2 separate regions of the Mus musculus genome follow, and region 1 is linked to region 2. The links are chromatin loops, found by intact Hi-C in ENCODE. Cell type or tissue: gastrocnemius. All regions are shown on one strand.

Region 1 (4,000 bases), 340 kb after region 2:
GATCCAGTGCTCGAGCATACAGAAAACTCTGGAAACCTGAAATCCCTTGAAATTCAGCCAGCTCTGAGTCAAAATTTGAATTCTGTAATAACCTACGATAGAAGGGCAACTCTGCCAAGCAAATAATACAGGTAAGTTGGCAAAGGATGTTTACCACGTTTAAACTATTTATACTCTCACTCTCCCCCCCCCCCCATCCTTGAACTGTTTGAGAGTAAATGAAGTATATCACATTTTACCCTTGTATTTCCTAAAAATATGGCAACTCTGCTATGAAATCTGGAGTTATCAACAGGAAATTTAACAAAGATCTGATACTTTAATCTGTCTCCATAGTCCAATTTTGTGACCTGACCTAGTCTTGTCCCTTCTATTACTTCCCTTTATTACCAAACCATAGCACTAGCCCCTTCTGCATCTAGCTGTTTTATGGTCACTGGTTGACACGTGACATGCTATAAATGAATTGCTGAAAATAGACAGAAAACCAAATGCATTCTGCAAATCCCGCAGTTGGTTTAAATTCTACTCGGCATATGGGTTCCACCCCCACCCCCCCAGACAAAAGTTAGCTGGTATCGCTGTAACCACGGTCTAAGAACCTTTTCAAAAACAATCACGAAATCTCATCGTACATACTGCTAACCAGTTTGAACGAAATTGTTGGGCTTTATTTAACACCACCTCAGAACTTAGGACAGGACCTAAGGGCACAACTGGCTAGAGGCTTTAGGAAAAGGAAAATAATTTAGGCTGGAGGAAAAGTAAAGAATTTCCACGCTACGAATCCCCGTACGGCATGAGTTTTGGGGGAGAGGGGGAACGTACATTTCGTACTATTAGAATAAGCCCCCACCTCTCCCCACAAAACCACGGCAACGAAAACTCGATGACAGGGTTGCATTTTTGCTGTGCTGTATACCCAAGTTCATCGGCTTGTACTTTGGTTTCTTCGCCTGAGACGGTGACACCTTGCGCATATCCTCTGGGCGAGCCGTGGGACAGGCTACGGAGCCCTGCGTTACTTAAGTGGCAGGGAGGGACATTCAGATCCTCTCTCTCTAGGGACTGGAACCTGGCAGGCAGTGCGTCCCGAGCCCAGACTCCCGCCCGCTCGCCGATCTCAAGCCACGGACCGCAGAGGTAGCCCGCGGGGTCCGAGCAAGGCGGGAAGCTTGTCCGCACCGCCGGCGGCCGTGGAATCCCACCTTACCGGGCGCTGGGCACGTCCACCGGCCCGAGGCCACCGCCGGGCCCGGGCCGCGCGTCCCCGCCGTACTTCTCCTCCATGCAGGCTCAGGAGCCGCTGCCCGCGCCGCGGGCTCTCCTCATGGCTCGCCGCCGCTGCGGAAGCGCGGGCGCAGGCGCGTCACTCCCCCATGTCAGCAGCGTCCTCGCAAGCTCGGCAGTCTCCGCCGCTAGCCCGGGCTCGGCAAGCAGGCACACGCACGCTGGGCGGGACTAGGCCGCGGGCTGTTCCGGCAGCGCCGTTCCCCGGAGGCCGTACGGGCAGGAACGTTACCGGGCCACGTCATCCGCCCCGGCAGCCCTCACTCCCGGGGGAGTGACCAATCCTGCGCCTGCGCGCTGGTGGACACGTGGCTTCGCTTCACTCAGGCTCCTCCCACCGCTGGGAAGGCTCCGCTCGACCCGCCCCCTCCTCGCGTCTTCAAGAGAAGCCCCTAAGAGGTCCCTGCAGCGCCACCTAAGGTCCATCTTGGCTACAGCGTGTTCTCCTCGCTCGAGGGATGGATGGATGGTCCCCTAGAAAATGCATATTTGTGTTAACAAACAGAGCTTAGCCCTTTGCTTCAGGGTTCTTCTTTCTTAAACGGCTTCACTTTGTAGCCCAGATAGACCTAGAACTCAGCATGTAGCCCAGGCTAGCCTCATAAACCTGGATGATGAATTTCAGGCGTGAGCCACATATAGGCGTTGCTAACTCAAGTGCATTAACGGTTTTTTTTTGTTTTTTTTTTTTTTTTTTTTCTAATGAGAAAGCTAAAAGTTTTTTGAAGTGCCTGTGACTCCCACAAAGAGATTATTATTTTTGGATTTCTGATGATACGATAACGCAGAGTGGGAGGCTAAAACAATGGAGAAAGGCAACTGCTTGTGGATTTAATTGTTGGGCAGGAGTACAGGCTAACCTGCTCAAGTGTGTGAGAGGGAACACAGAAGGAAGGGGCTACAGGTGTGCTATTGTAAACAATTTTATTCCCTTTCTAAAAATATTGATTTTCTTCAATCCTGTCTTTGAAATGATATTACTTAGTGTAGACATATCTATATAAAAGCTATTTTTTTACAGGTACCTGGGTCTCTATTGGTCTGAGTCTCAATAATTGTGGACATCTTGGTCAGCATGGTGGCGCATGCTTCTAATCCCAATTATAGCCAGAGGCAGTTTGAAGCCAGCCTGGTCTACATACTGAATTCTAAGCTAGCCAGGACTACAAGGTGAGATCCTGTCTCAAAAGGAACAAGAAAAGAAATAAACAATTGTAGTCACTTGACCTATCTGTTGTTTAGTTTTCCTCCCGTTCGTCGTTTGTTGTTGTTATATAGAGGCAAGGTCTTATGTAGCCTAGGCTGGCTTCCAACTTGATATATAGCTAAGGACGGACTGGAACTCTGGTCTCCCTGCTTCTGTCTTCCAAGTGCTGGCATTATAGGCACACACCCCCTTTCCGGAAAGTAGGAATAGTAATATCTATATTATAAAGCTGTTCAGAGGGAATGTGAGTGGCATTTAGTATTACTCAGTAAGTGTTAGCTATTATTACTGAGGGAGGTTTGGACTGGTGATTTGAAGGAGAAAGTGGGGTTTCCAGAAGGACAAATCATAATTAGTTGATACTATTCTACTGAATTTGAACACACACAAAGAGTCCAAGTGACATGTATGTGAGCAAGCTAGCAAAGGCTTTACCTTTAATCTGTGGTAGAGAGTAGTTAGCAAGCTGAGAGCAAGACTCAGCTGACAGTGTAACATGTTAAAGTCTGGAGGTTTTCCAAAGAGCATCTGATAAACAGGAAAGGCTGGCAAAGAGTTTGTGAGTCATTTCATATTGATAAATTAAAAGGAGAAGAAGAAGAAGAAGAAGAAGGAGAAGAAGAAGAAGAAGAAGAAGAAGTAGTAACAGAAGCAGAAGAAGAAGTAACAGAAGCAGAAGAAGAAGTAACAGAAGCAGAAGCAGAAGAAACAAGGAACAAACCTTTTAGTTAGACTGGTGGCAAGTGCCTGTGCTCTTCCCAGCACAGGGAAAGCCTCAGGGTTTAAAAGATTGCCTGGAGAGGGGGTGGGGGGGTGGGAGGGGAGGAGAAGGGAAGGGAAGAAGAAAGAGAAAACCTTAGGGGTTGACACTCTTACTTGAGACCTCAGTAAAGGTTTTTCACGCTACACGCCGAGCCGGGAGGCAGGTACAGTCTGGAGAAGCTACAGACGCACACATTCCTGTTTGAAGCAAGTAAAAGACTGACAATACAACATAGCCTCACTGCGACTGTTTTTAGTGTGTGTGTGTGTGTGTGTGTGTGTGTGTGTGTGTGTTTCATTGGGATCTTGTTGTTTTTTAAACTCATCATGTATATGGGTTTCTTTTCTGTTGTTATAAAACACCATGGCCTAGGTGCCCTCCAGAAGAAGGGGTATTCGGTTTATGCTTCCGTAGGGTCAGGAGCCTGTCATGGCAGGAACGGTGGCAGGAAATGGAGGACGAGGAACGGTGGCAGCAGGCAGAGTGGCAGGAAATGGAGGACGAGGGCTCACGTCTTCAACTACAAGCTTGAAGCACAGAGAGCAAGCCAGAAGTCGGCTTTTTAGCCTCAAACGTCTTCCCATCCCTAGCGACATACTTCTTTCAGCAAGGTCACTCCTCCTAAACCTACCCAAGCATCACCACGAGCTGGGGACCAAGAGCTCCAGTGTATGAGCCTGTGGGGAACATTTTTAAAAATTGATTTTATGTAGAGGAGTGTCTCGCTTACGAGTGTGCAT
Region 2 (4,000 bases):
AGAGAAACTCTGTCTCGAAAACCAAAAAAGTAAAAAAATTAAAAGGATGAGCCCTTAGAAGAGGGAACAAAATACCCATGGGAGGAGTTAAAGAGACAAAGTTCGGAGCAGAGACTGAAGGAATGACCATCCAGAAACTGCCCCACCTGGGGATCCATCCCATATACAGTCACCAAACCAAGATACTATTGCAGATGCCAACAAGAGCTTGCTGACAGGAGCCTGATATAGCTGCCTCCTGAGAGGCTCTGCCAGTGCCTGCCAAATACAGAAGTGGATGCTCACAGCCATCCATTGGACAGAGCACAGGGTCCTCAATGAAGGAGCTAGAGAAAGTACCCAAGGAGCTGAAGGGGTGTGCAAGCCCCCTAGGAGGAACAACAATATGAACTAACCAGTACCCCCAGAGCTCCCAGGGACTAAACCACCAACCAAAGAGTACACATGGTGGGACTCATGGCTCTAGCTGCATAGGATGGCCTAGTTTGTCATCAATGGGAGGAGAGGCCCTTGGTCGTGTGAAGACTCTAAGCCCCAGTATAGGGGAATGTCAGGGCCAGGAAGCAGGAGTGGGTGGGTTGGTGAACAGGGGAAGGGGTAGGAAATAGGGGGTTTTCGGAGGGGAAACCAGGAAAGGGGATAACATTGGAACTGTAAATAAAAAAAAAATAATAATTTTAAAAAATAACAAAACTATGAGCCTGGCTGTGGTGGAGCACACCTTTAGTCCCAGCACTCGGAAGGCAGAAGCAGGCAGATCTCTAAAGTTCAAGGCCACCCTAGTCTACAAAGTGAGTTCCAGGACTGCCAACACTACACAGAGAAACCATCTCCAAATTAATTAATTAATTAATTAAAAATAAATAAAATTTCTGTTCAGGATGAGCAGAGTGGAATACACCTGTGATCCCAGCACACGTGTGTGCGTGTGCACACACAGTTCGCATAATATTACTTTTAAGCTTTTTAAATGTTGCTCCACCGCATCAACATTTGCTTTATATTTTACTCTTCTATTACTCTCTTAAATTCAGAGAAAATGAGAAGCAACGAGTAAACGCCGCACACTTTTTGGCTGGGTATACGGGGCCTCTTTATGATGGAGAATCCAACCGGGGAGAAGTTAGAAGTCCCCACGCCGCAGCCAGATCACCCGTTTCTTAGACTTTCCGTCATCACACCCAGCCGCCCCGGGAGATGCTCACGGTGAGCTCCTCGCGTGCACCCGCGAGCCGCAGCGCGCATGGCCACTGCGGAGGCTCTGCCTCGCCTTACCCTGCCTGGCCCGAGGTCAAGGGTGATTTACTGTCCCCCGTGTTCAGAGAGGGACAGCTCGGGGCTGCAAACTCGCTTCGGGCCACACAGACTCACGGCAAACGGCAGCCCTGCAGCGAGAACTTTCCTCAGGCGGAAGCTGCCGCGCTCCCTGCACACGCCCCCACCCCCTCCGCCCTCCAGGTCCCCCCCGAGGCCAACCCGGGCTTTGCACCTCGGTCCTCAGCTCCAGGCTTCTTCTCCTGTCCGCCTCACTCCAGCCCTCCACAGCCTCAGGACCCCGCAGGTCTCCTCGCGTAGACCCACCAGCCTCGACGAGACGACCCTCACCGGAAGTACCGGCAGTCTGAGTGCGCCGCCAAAATTCTTCCGCAGCGCGCTGGAGCCACGGGAAAAAAAAAATGTTCCGGCGGCAGAGGGCAGCTGCTGCCAGAAGAGGGAGCTAGGGAGCAAGTGGTGCCCAAGAGCGTAACTGCCTTCCAGTTCACCAATATTTCTGCTGTGGGGTGCATTTCTATAGACCAAACAGCTAAAACTACAAGTTCTGGATACGTTATACATGCGTTTAGGGAGGTTTTTTTTTGTCCGTGGGTTTTGTTTTGTTGGGTTTTGTTTAGTATCTGGATGTTTTTGCCTGCGTGCATGTCTGTGCACCATGTTCGTGCCTAGTTGGGGCAGGGGACGGAAGATGGCATCTGATCCCCTGGAACTGAAGTTACAGATGTTTGCTATCTGCCATGTGGATGATGGAAATCAAATCCGGACCCTCTGGAATAGCAACAAGTGCTCTTAACTGCATAGCCATAGCCCCACCTGCCGCCCCACCCCCACGAGCGCCAAGCATGCTCTTTAACCCAAAAATAAGAGGATTCCCCCAATAAAATAAAAATACATCTAAGCATATTTGTGAATAGAAGTAAGACACATTCGAACTTTTCCCACTCATAACTTTGGCTCTGTAAAATAGTCTTAGAAACTAAGACTGAGCTAGGAAGACGAAGGGCACCATTCTCTGACTTTTTTTTTTAAAAAACAATTTTCCTGCTAAGTCACTCACTCTCTTCTGTAGTTCTCTTGAACACAAGGAATGGCAAGACTGATCTGTAAACATCCTTATGACGTGGAACCGAGACTACTCCCAAGCAAAGAGCAAGCCTGGCAGGACAGATCACCTCCCACATGAGGGCAACTACGTATGGTGGGGAGGCTGAAAGCTGGCGCTGGGGTAACTACCTCGCCATAAACAGTCTGCCTCGGAGTAATGACATCACTAGCAAGGTCTCCAGAAACCCTTGCGAAACAAGGCCTTTGTTGGCATAAGTGATCAGACCCATGCCTTGACCAGATCACCTGACCAGACCACAGGCTCTGTCATCTATGCACACCACAAGCCCCTCCCATTTCCCTTTTCTATAAAATGTCAAAGTTCATCTCAGCCCCTCGAAGACAGACTTGGTATATGCAAACCCCTTTATCTGTTTTTCTCATCATGGCCACCTTAATAAAACCCTTTTCTCTGTCATTCATCATTACGTGTCTCTTTGGCAAACTGAGACGCGTGGCCAGACAAGTCTGCTAGGACTGCTGGAACAGGGGGTTTTTATTAAAACTTTGTTAACAGGGTACCAAAGCAAAACAAAATGTGCACAGAAATCATGGTAGTCTCAGTATAACTATGACTAATATTCCAATCACATATAAAGTAACAATAAAATTATCTTACCTAGTGAAATACCTTTTCAAGCTGTGAAACTAAGAACAACCGTAAAGAAAGAATTGAATAAAACCTGGGTGTGGTGGTACATACCGATTATACCAGAACTAGGGAGATTGAAGCAGGATTACAAGCCCAAGACTGGCCTGGGCTGTATTATAAGACCTCGTGTAAGTCCCTCTCTATTCCTCTCTCTTTCCCTCTCCCTCCCTGAGTGTGGTGTGTGTGTGTCCATAGCTGGCTGGCACAATGAAGTTAGAAAATCTGGGAACAGCTTGGGTAGTGTAACTGAAATACAAAAAGCGTTTAATTTGAAAGGCTGCAAGAAAGTGAGCCTTAACAACCCAATACTTTTTTGTTTTGTTTTTTGTTTGGTGTACACGGGGTTTCTTTGTGTAGTCCTGGCAATCCTAGAACTAGCTCTGTAAATTAGACTGGCCTTGAACTCACAGAGATTTGCCAACCTTAGCCTCTGTTAGGGTTAAAAAAGATTTAATTAGGGCTGGTGAGATAGCTCCGTGATTAAAAGCACTGGCTGCTCTTCCAGAGATCCTGAGTTCAATTCCCAGCAACCACATGGTGGCTCACAACCATCTGTAGTGGGATCGGACGCCCTCTTCAGGCAGGCGGATGTATATGCAGCAGAGCACACAGACATTAAATAAAAATTTTAAAAAAGACCTAGTTAAGCAGGTGGTGTGGTGGCGTGTGCCTTTAATCCCACCACTCGGGAGGCAGAGGCAGGCGGGTTTCTGAGTTCGAGGCCAGCCTGGTCTACAAAGTGAGTTCCAGGACAGCCAGGGCTACACAGAGAAACCCTGTCTCGAAAAAAAAAAAATTAGTTATGCATACTCTATCTGCATGTACACCTGCATGCCAGAAGAGAGCATTAGATCCCATTATGGATCCACCATGTGGTTGCTGGGAATTAAACTCAGGACTTCTGGAAGAGCAGCCAGAGTTCTTAACCACTGAGTCACCTCTTCCGCCCTCATCCAAATGCCTCTAAGT

Evidence for each region. Hi-C counts contacts between places; a loop is a spot of excess contacts. Peaks named below come from ENCODE experiments on the same cell type or tissue, not always from the same donor. Only the 100,000 strongest peaks of a DNase experiment are listed, where the experiment ranks them.
Region 1: a loop joins it to region 2, with 5 times the contacts of the local background. A loop is called at or near these places in 6 of 42 quality-filtered maps.

The regions. Positions count from the first base shown.
Region 1 is chr13:100,831,888-100,835,887 of GRCm38, forward strand. Slc30a5 (solute carrier family 30 (zinc transporter), member 5) reads right to left here and starts at 1,540. Exons shown (of 16, transcript NM_022885.2): 1 at 1,214-1,540. The coding sequence starts at 1,290. In gastrocnemius, a CTCF peak has its summit at 1,705; a DNase peak (open chromatin) is centred at 1,597; H3K4me3 peaks cover 1,995 bases; H3K27ac peaks cover 1,847 bases.
Region 2 is chr13:100,490,968-100,494,967 of GRCm38, forward strand. It overlaps Gtf2h2 (general transcription factor II H, polypeptide 2), which reads right to left and starts at 1,642. Exons shown (of 16, transcript NM_022011.4): 1 at 1,490-1,642. In gastrocnemius, CTCF peaks have their summits at 1,706 (motif pointing right) and 3,607 (motif pointing left); DNase peaks (open chromatin) are centred at 1,643 and 2,046; H3K4me3 peaks cover 1,512 bases; H3K27ac peaks cover 866 bases.